Linked DNA regions of Homo sapiens: region 1 is linked to region 2. The links are chromatin loops, found by intact Hi-C in ENCODE. Cell type or tissue: HepG2. All regions are shown on one strand. Region 1 has its middle 46 kb from the start of DOCK7-DT. Region 2 overlaps DOCK7 (dedicator of cytokinesis 7).

What was found. Peaks named below come from ENCODE experiments on the same cell type or tissue, not always from the same donor. Only the 100,000 strongest peaks of a DNase experiment are listed, where the experiment ranks them.
Region 1: a loop joins it to region 2, with 2.4 times the contacts of the local background. A loop is called at or near these places in 4 of 110 quality-filtered maps.

Annotation. Positions count from the first base shown.
Region 1 is chr1:62,731,774-62,736,773 of GRCh38, forward strand. No RefSeq gene overlaps it. Among named protein-coding and RNA genes, the nearest start is that of DOCK7-DT, 46 kb to the left of the region's middle. In HepG2, no CTCF peak of the experiment used is centred here; a DNase peak (open chromatin) is centred at 2,488.
Region 2 is chr1:62,619,466-62,624,465 of GRCh38, forward strand. It overlaps DOCK7 (dedicator of cytokinesis 7), which reads right to left. Exons shown (of 50, transcript NM_001367561.1): 13 at 435-528. Among named protein-coding and RNA genes, the nearest start is that of ANGPTL3, 24 kb to the left of the region's middle. RefSeq lists an enhancer at 3,321-3,821. In HepG2, no CTCF peak of the experiment used is centred here; a DNase peak (open chromatin) is centred at 2,656.

The DNA of each region.
Region 1 (5,000 bases), 110 kb after region 2:
ACCACGCCTGGCTAATTTTTGAATTTTTAGTAGAGACGGGGTTTCACCATGTTGGTCAGGCTGGTCTCGAACTCCTTACCTCAAGTGATCCCCTGCCTCGGCCTCCCAGAGTGCTGGCCTGGGATTACAGGTGTGAGCCACCGCTCCCGGCCTAATAGTAATGTTTTAAAATAACAGGTGTGGAAAAATCTCTATTTACTCAGGCCTGAGAATATTTCTTGCAAGTCATATTCCCTTTTTTTTGCCTTAGAGATATAAGAAATTAGGAGAAATCAGGGGGTATCAAATACCCTCATACTCTTTTCCTAGGAAAAAAAAATTTAAAGAATGTATTGCAACTTTGCTCACTTATATTTCTTTCAATGGGAATATTGTTCATCAATAAATGCTCGGTGCTTTAAATTTGCAATTACCATATTTGCAGAAACTTGAAAAATCATCCCAATTAAATGACAAAATGTATAGGAGGATTATCTTTCTTTTGCCCTTACAACTCAAATTATATTCGAAGTAACATTTTTACAGCAGTCAAAACTTTTAACCAAAAATTCACACCTGCAGTCTCATAAGTTTAACAAAATGGCCACATTCCACGCTTTATTTTCTTAACAACCCTGACTGTTTAAATGACTCCCATTGAACCAACAGCTTACAGTTGCTGGGCAATAAAAAAGCGAGCAAAAGGACCTCCAGCCCTGCTGTTTTAGCTATTACCCAGCACTCTCAGAGTTTGCTCTAGTCTGGCTGTTCAATCAAATTCATTTTCCAGTAGCTTCTGGCCTTTGTCTCCTCTTTCTGGCCACGCATTTCATTGCCTCCTGAATTTGATGACAACATTTTCTTTCTTCACTTTGAATCTTGGCCCAGAATCTCACTCTCCCAGCCCCATGGAAAGATGGGGAAAAGATTTCATTCTGCTGATCAAATTTGTTAGAAGACATTCTTTAGAGTCTGAAAAAATATATTTCATTAGCAGTTCTCTAGGTAGTGGAATTTTTAGTGATGTTTACTCTTTTTTCCTTGTTCTAATTTTCCTCTAATAAACAGAAAAAAAGCAAGAGTAACCCACCAAATTTGGATAAAGGGCTTCTGCTTTTCATATTCTCTTAACCAGAACAGCTTAACTTTTCTCCATTTATTTATTTAAGTATTTATTCATATTTGAAACAGGCTGGGGTGCAGTGGCATGATCTCAGCTCACTGCAACCTCCACCTCTCGGGTACAAGTGATTCTCCTGCCTTGGCCTCCCAAAGTGCTGGGATTATAGGCGTGAGCCACCGCACCTGGCCTTAATTTGATTTTTATTATCCACAACACTCATATCTCTTTTTGATCCTACTGTAATATCACATTATCCTACCTAAAGATGAATTGTTCCAACCCTGATGCTTTGGTAATCATCTTTTCTAAATTAAAAATTGAGGCCAGGTGCAGTGGCTCAGGCCTGTAATCCCAACACTTTGGGAGGACGAGGCAGGTGGATCGCTTGAGATCAGGAGTGAGAGACCAGCTTGGCCAACATGGTGAAACCCCATCTCTACTAAAAATGCAGAAAAATTAGCTGGGCATGGTGGTGCATGCCTGTAATCCTAGCTACTTGGGAAGCTGAGGCACGAGAATCTCTTGAACCCGGGAAGGAGAGATTGCAGTGAGCCAAGATCATGCCACTGCACTCCAGCCTGGGTGACAGAACGAGACCCTGTCTCAAAAAAAGAAAAAAAAAAAAGAGAGAGAGAGATTTGTAATCTAGCAAAATATGTTATTTACTTATTTTCTTTCCAACTTTTAGTGTGGGCCCAAGCGGGTACCTGTGCAGGTTTGTTTCACGAGTAAATTGTGTGTCATGGGGGTTTGTTTTACAGATGATTTTGTTACTGAGATAATCAGCATAATATGTGATATGTAGTTTTTTAATCCTTACCCTCCTCTTATCTCCACCCTCAGGTAGGCCCCAGTGTCTGTTGTTCCCTTCTTTGTGTCCATGTGTACTCAATGTTTAGCTCCCACTTATAAGTGAGAATATGCAGTATTTGGTTTTCTGTTCCTGCATTAATTTATTTAGAGATCTTTTATTTAAATACATGAATTCATTTTCAGGAAAAGCCTTCCAGAGATATAAAAGTCAAAATCCAATAAAAGAATGACCTTTGTTATGGAAAAACAAAGAAAGAAAGAAATCAGGTCTTTTTTGGAAAATCTGGGACATTGAATTGTTACACGTAACATGTGTCCCCCTAGGGACATAGGTCACTTTCAGTATTTGCCAAAGCATTAGGTCAGCCAGACATGTGAAACATCTCGGAGCTTAATAACTGAGCTGCTTCAATGTGTTTTGATAAAAGTTTAAATTCTCTGGCCCCAATTTATTGAACACATGCCTTTGACAATACAGCATTTCTTTCTTAGGCTATTAGTGAAAGATTAACCATCTACTCAGTGATTGTTATTGTGCCTGTATGTGTGCAGTATGAACAGTTATGTAACAAAACTGCAAAGATTAGAGACCTTTAAAAGGATCTGGGGAAATAGGAAGAGTCTATAATCTTATAGGAAAGGAATGAATTATGCAAGCAACTAAAAGTGTGTCAATATTCTCTGCTTCACAAACAAATTGGAAACCAGTGGTAAACTTTAGATCAGAAACAGAAACTCAAAAAATGAAAGAACTGGCCATGAGCAGTGGCTCAGGCCTGTAATCCCAGCACTTTGGGAGGTCGAGGCAGGCGGATCACCTGAGGTCGGGAGTTTGAGACCAGCCTGACCAACATGGAGAAACCCTATCTTTACTAAAAATACAAAAAATTAGACAGGCATGATGGCAGATGCCTGTAATCCCAGCTACTTGGGAGGCTGAGGCAGGAGAATCACATGAACCCAGGAGGTGGAGGTTGTGGTGAGCCTATATTGCGCCATTGCACTTCAGCCTGGGCAACAAGAGCAAAACTCTGTCTCAAAAAAAGAAAAAAGAAAAAGAAAAGAAGAAAAAGAAAGAACCTAGAAACTTAGAGGCCAACTAAGGAGACAGGCATTTTTATAAAAAGAGTTGAAAGAAATTTGTGGTAGAATAACAGAAAATACAGACAAGTTAAAAGAAAAAAGAATAAAAGCCACTAAAATGTCATGTTAAGTATTTTAGTAGACAAATTTATCATAATTTGCACAAAAATTTTCTGGTTTGTTTCTGATTTTTTAGTTTTATAATTAAAATACTTATAATTAAAATGATAAATATTCTTATAACTAAAGTCTCTGGAATCCTTCATTAGCCCCTGAAGATAAACTCTGAGAAGTGGAATTGTAGGGTATATTGATTAAGATTCTTTGGTTGCAAATGACAGAAACCCAACTGGAACTGGCTTAAGGAAAAAAGACTTGATTGACTCGCATTTATTCAATGATTTTTTTTTTTAACTATTAGAGTTTTTATTCATTTGAAACTATGGATACATTTACTTCCCAAATCAGAGCACAGGTCTGGCCAAAATAAACTATTATGAATGTTGAAGGCTTTTTTAGAGCTTTCACCTCAGATCATTCCTCATACACACACACTGATCGATACTTAGCTAAACAAGGAAGGGAGACCCTCTACAGATCTCTGGAGCTCTCCTATGCAGCAGTCTTCTCCCAGGTCCATTTCCTCAACTCACAGACTGTGAGGCTCCACTTGGACTCCTCCTCTTTGCAATATAATATGGAATCTCTCTAGGCAGGAAAGTGGGGTGATCACTCGCTCTCTCTCTAGGGATCATTGTCCTCCACCTCCTGATAGCCAATGTCTGAAAACCATTGTGTCATGTATTTGGTCTATTTTTAAAAATTGTTTCAGATGGGAGAGTAAATCTGGCCCTTGTCACTCCATCATGGCCCAAAGTGAAGTCTCTATCTCAACAATTATTTCTGGATGGCCTCTTATGTGCTAGGCCCTTGGCATCCCTGCTTTTGTGGAGCATGTGATCAAACTGCAGAAATATCAGAAGTAGAGCTGGCTCCAGGGACATCTGGATCCAGGAATATAAATGCTACCAGATTTCATGGTTTCTGTCTCTCTCTCTCTCTCTCTCTCTCTCTCTCTTACTTTCTTTCTCTCTCTCTCACCCTCTCTCCCCCTTTACATATCTGTGTCTCTGCATCTTTCTGCACGCTGATGTTAATCAAAACGTCTAAGATGAGCTGAATTAGTGAAGAGTACACAGCCAAAGCAACTTGGAATTGAATTCTTTCAAGCTTAGTCATTTTCAAGCTTAGTCATTTTAGGAGAGAGGGAATTTCTTTTCCTCAGCTTCAGTTTAAAAACTTTCTAGAAAGGAAACATAAGCCCACCCCTTGGACATATCATTGCACCTAGGGAAGTGAGTAACTTAAAGTGACCCAGGCTGGATCCTGCCTATTTTTGTGGCCAGGGATCTGGAATCTCTTAGCAGAAAAAGCCACAGGGGAATCATCAGCTGAGCAGCCATTCCCGTTTGTGTCTTCAATTCTGGGTATACTAATTTGTGACACTTAAAAAAAAACTACTTTGAAGTAATTTCTAACTTCAACACATTGACCAATAGTTTGTATTAAGGGTCAGATGTTTGCCTAGCGTAGTATTAATATATAAATACACTAAGATAGAAGTAACCTTAATATTTGAATGAATATGGTACAGATAAGCAGTAAATTATGGAATTAAACATGTGAGGGCCCAAAAGAACAAGAGCGAACTCTAACGGGTAAAAGAACCATTTTTTTTTTTTTTTGAGACGGAGTCTCGCTCTGTCACCCAGGCTGGAGTGCAGTGGCACGATCTCCGCTCACTGCAAGCTCCGCGTCCTGTGTTCACGCCATTCTCCTGCCTCAGCCTCCCGAGTAGCTGGGACTACAGGCACCCGCCACCACGCCTAGCTAATTTTTTGTATTTTTAGTAGAGACGGGGTTTCACCGTGTTAGCCAGGATGGTCTCGATCTCCTGACCTCGTGATCTGCCTGCCTCGGCCTCCCAAAGTGCTGGGATTAC
Region 2 (5,000 bases):
ACATGCCTACAATAAAGTTAAATTTATAAATTAGGCAAAGTAAGAGATTAATAACCCTAACTCATAATAAAACAGAGCAATTATAACAATATACTATAATAAATGTTACATGAATGTGGTCTCTTTCTCCCTGTTCCTCTCTCCAAATATCTTAATATTTTCACATCGTGGTTGACTACAGGTAACTGAAACTACGGAAAGAGAAACAATAGGTAAGTGGGGACTACTGCACTCAAAGTACCAAAGATGCTGAATCCTGCATCCAAACTGTCAGATCACATGATAGTTAATAAAGTGAAGAAGACTGACAGGCATTGGGCATAGAAAAATGTCTGGGCCAGATAAATAAAAAAAAAAGATACATAATTATAAGCAATACAACATAGTAGTGATAATAATAGTTGCAACCATTTCTACTCAAAATTTTTAAATACCTGTAATAGGTCTTAGTCGCCGTAAGACAGAAGATGGCCTTCTCATATCAGCAAGGAATTTGTAGAGATCTTCATCACTTAAGCGGTCTCCTTCCTGATTTCAATAATAGAGGAAAAAGTATTTGATAAAACAAATATAGCCAGGCACAGTGGCTCACGCCTGTAATCCTAGCACTTTGGGAGGCTGAGGCGGGCGGATCATATGAGGTCAAGAGTTTGAAACCAGCCTGGCCAACATGGTGAAACCCCGTCTCTACTAAAAATACAAAAAAAATTAGCCAGGCATGGTGGCACGTGTCTGTAGTCCCAGCTACATGGGAGGCTGAGGCAGGAGAATCACGGGAGATGGAGGTTGCAGTGAGCCAAGATCACATCACTGCACTCTAGCTGGGGTGATGGAGCAAGACTCTGTCTCAAAAATAAAAATAAATAAATAAATAAATAAAGATATATATATGATGAAAAATAAATTTATAGTTTGTTAGTAAGCATGCCCTTATGCCTACAATGTAGTTAGAATAAAAAATTAAATTAAAATTATGATTATAAATATCATACCAGTTTATTTCCTTTTTTATGCTTTCAAATTTTACTAAGATTTAATAATACCACTGTCTTTTTTCTTATTTATAGTCCATTATCTATGCCTATAAAGTATTACAAAATACTCTCAAATATAGAAAACCAATACAAGTTACTGGCCGGGTGCAGTGGCTCACGCCTGTAATCCCAGCACTTTGGGAGGCCGAGGCGGGCGGACCATGAGGTCAGGAGATCGAGACCATCCTGGCCAACACAGTGAAACCCTGTCTCTACTAAAAAATACAAAAAAAAATTAGCCGGGCGGGATGGCAGGCGCCTGCAGTCCCAGCTACTCGGGAGGCTGAGGCAGGAGAATGGCGTGAACTCGGGAGGCGGAGCTTGCAGTGAGCTGAGTTCGCACCACTGCACTCCAGCCTGGATGACAGAAAAAGACTCCGTCTCAAAAAAAAAAAAAAAAAAAAAGGAAAGAAAACCAATACAAGTTAGAGATAGATGAAAAAGAGAAGAGAAAAATAAGAACACAGACATAAAACAGAATCAAAAAGCAAACTAATATAAAAATACTTGAGTCTCATAAATTTATTACTTTTTAGTTCATATTTGTGTTTTCAACTTTATATCACAAATTTCTCCAATGCAAAATCTGCAGCACTGGCTAAGGTGAGGAGGAGAAGAAGGAAGAAAGGAGGAAGAGAGAGGAAGAAGAGGGAGGAAGGATTTAGACGAGGGAGGGAGGGGGAGGAGGAATAGGAGGAGGAAGAAACTACTGTTAAGGAAAATCACAACTGTCCTCATACTAAGGCCAGAAAGAAAACTCCAAAAGGACTTCAACCAATATGAAGAGACCTTGAAAAACACAAAACAAATTACCCATAGCCGATTAACACAAATGTTCAATTTAATGTTAATATTTTTTCTTCTTACAATTAAAATAGCTAGAGTTTTTCTTTTATTAAAGAGTCAGTCTTTAGATTTTATCAATCCAATCTTCCTGCTTTGAGATTTTATTGTTTTATGCATATTTCATATATTGTTCTTTTATCTTATTTGGTAATGCATATATTTGAGGCTACTTTATTACTGTCAACTCACCTTGAGCCACAACCCATTTGCTCTTCATCATTATATTCTAAACAAGGATATAGAATTGATCTTCTTTTATCTCACTATTTAGAAAAAATAATTCTTAATTTCTAAGTGGTTATAGTTTTTTATTAATAACTTAAAAAGCTTTTAGTTTTATTGAGTTATGGTTAGAAAATCTGACTTTACAAGGTTTCTTCAGTGACCCAATATAACTAATTATTGTAAATGTTCTATCAGTTGTTGAAAAAGTATATTCTTTTCTTGTGCATACAGAAATAATATAAATTTTTTGAGACCAAGTTGCCAACACATGAAATTAATTTTTAAATGGTCCTTATTCATAATATATTCAGATTATTTCTAGTCTTCATTATTTCTATTTCACCCATTAAATTATATTTTCTCTTTCGGTACTTATTGGTCTCCATTCTTTACTCCCTGTTTCCATGCCTTTTTGGTGAGTGAAGCACAATTCCCTCCCTAGGCCTGGCCACATGCCTTGCTTTGCCAATAAGCAAACATGATGCAAACAGAGGCTTGAAAAACATTTGCACAATTTAGTTTGCTCTCTCTCTTGAACTTTTGTCAGAGCTATGAGCACATGACCAAGCTAGCCTGCTAGAAGATGACAGTAGAATTTGAGAGACATGTCACAGAGCTGAGTCATTTCTGTCTTCCCAGTAGAAGTCAGCCTATATTAGCTGATCTCAGCCAACCTCCAAACTTGTGAATGAGCCTAGTTCACTGGAGTAGTCTAGCTGATACCCTTTCCTCTACATTGGTTGTTTACTGTCCTGTACCACTGAAAAAAATAGATAACATATATCTGTCAACAAATAGAACAAATGTCTTCAAAACTATTGTGTGGGTTTGATTTTTTTTTTAAATATCTATGTATTTCTAATAATTTTGACTTCACACATTTTATTTATTTATTTATTTTGAGACAAGGCCTCACTTTGTCACCCAGGCTGGAATACAGTGGCATTATAATTGCTCACTGCAGCCTCAACCTCCTGGGCTCAAGCAATTCTCCCGTCTCAGCCTCCCAAGTAGCTGGGACTACAGGTATACACCAACATGGCCGGCTAATATTTTTTATTTTTATAGAAACAAGGTCGGCCAGGCACGGCGTCTCACGCCTGTAATCCCAGCACTTTGGGAGGCTGAGACGGACGGATCACAAGGTTAGGAGATCGAGACCATCTTGGCCAACACGGTGAAACCCTGTCTCTACTAAAAATACAAAAAATTAGCCAGGCATGGTGGCAGGCGCCTGTAGTCCCAGCTACTCGGGAGGCTGAGACAGGAGAATGGCATGAACCCAGGAGGCGGAGCTTACAGTGAGCCGAGACTGTGCCACTGCACTCCAGCCTGGGTGAGAGAGCAAGACTCAAAAACAAAAACAAAAACAAAAACAAAAAACCCAGAAACAAGGTCTCACCATGTTGCCCAGGCTGGTCTTGAACTCTTAGGCTCAAGCGACCCCCCAGCCTTGGCCTCCTAAAGGGCTGGGATTACAGGCATGAGCCGACATGCCTGGCCAACACATTTTAAATCTGTACATAAACACTAATGATTACTATATCCCTACTGTAGACAGTAATCGCTCATAAACTGAAAAAGAAAAAACTGCCTTCTGTGTCTCATTTAGGGAAAAATCTGTGCCTTGAATTCTACTTAATTAAAATGGTAATCTCTTTTTTTAACTTAATTTGCATTTGCCTGATGCATAATTTTCTAGCTACTTAAAAATAGTTACAAAAATAGTATATGCTCATGGTTAAAAATTTTTAATACAGAACCATATTAAACAGTTTCTGTACTGTAAACATTTTCCACTGCTCCATGTTTCCAGCAATCATTTATTTTTAAGTTTTCATAATCATTTTGTGCTACTTCCCAGTTATAGTAACAGTATTCAAAACAGTGTCCAGAACATGGTGATGAATGCTCAAAAAATACTGGTTGGATAAATAGATAGGGGGTAGATGGCTTATTGATTTATGCTTATAATACCAATTTATTGATAAACAGCAGGCTGAAGAAATGAAAAGAAAGCTGTGGAAATACCAACAGAAGTGGTGTAGCAGCTGAAGAAGTAGAAAGAGGGGGAAGTAACATACCTGCAAGGTTGTGTCACTGTAGCAAATCTATTACCCCATTTCCTAGCTATATCTGGTCTATCACTTTATGAAAGTGCAGTCTTCTCTAGACTCTCTTTTACTACTGTCCATAATAAAAAGACCAATACCATTTGAGACATTTATCACTGGCTTTTTTTCCTGTGAGTTTCTCAGAGCAGATGCCCATGAATACTACTGATATGTAACAGTGAAGGGGACTTCAAGTAGATTGCTATCTGTCTATTCAAGGTCCATTCAATTGAGGTCTACCCTCAATTCTTGCCCTCTCAAGTTATGAGATATCAGTAAGCCAGGATTTCCTCTTCTTACTCAGAATAACATCTCAGAAAATGGAATTTTGAAGGAATTACTAGCATTTTCCCTTAATCCACTCCAAAACATGTACTACTCCAGTTTGTTACGCTAATACAAATTTTCTCCCCATTCTTATATGGTTCTAGTCACCTAGTCACTTACAACAAAGACTTTCAAAATTTTCTGATCTTGATTCATGACACAGAATCCATTTTACATCAAAATCTAGTATATACATATACACATGTGTACACTCATACAAAAGGGGGAGGGGGGGAACGACTCCCTAAAGCAATATTTAACCTTACTACATGCAGTGCACTATTTTTTCTATTCTACTCGTGTTTTCTTTTCTTTTTTAACCTGGGTGTCATCTACTAAGCTAATTTTCATTATCATTAAGAATCATGACTGGCATTGGAAAAATACAGATTTGACTCATGGTTAAAAGTGAAGGGAACAGGTTTGCAAAGAGTAAAATATCTTTGATAGAGAA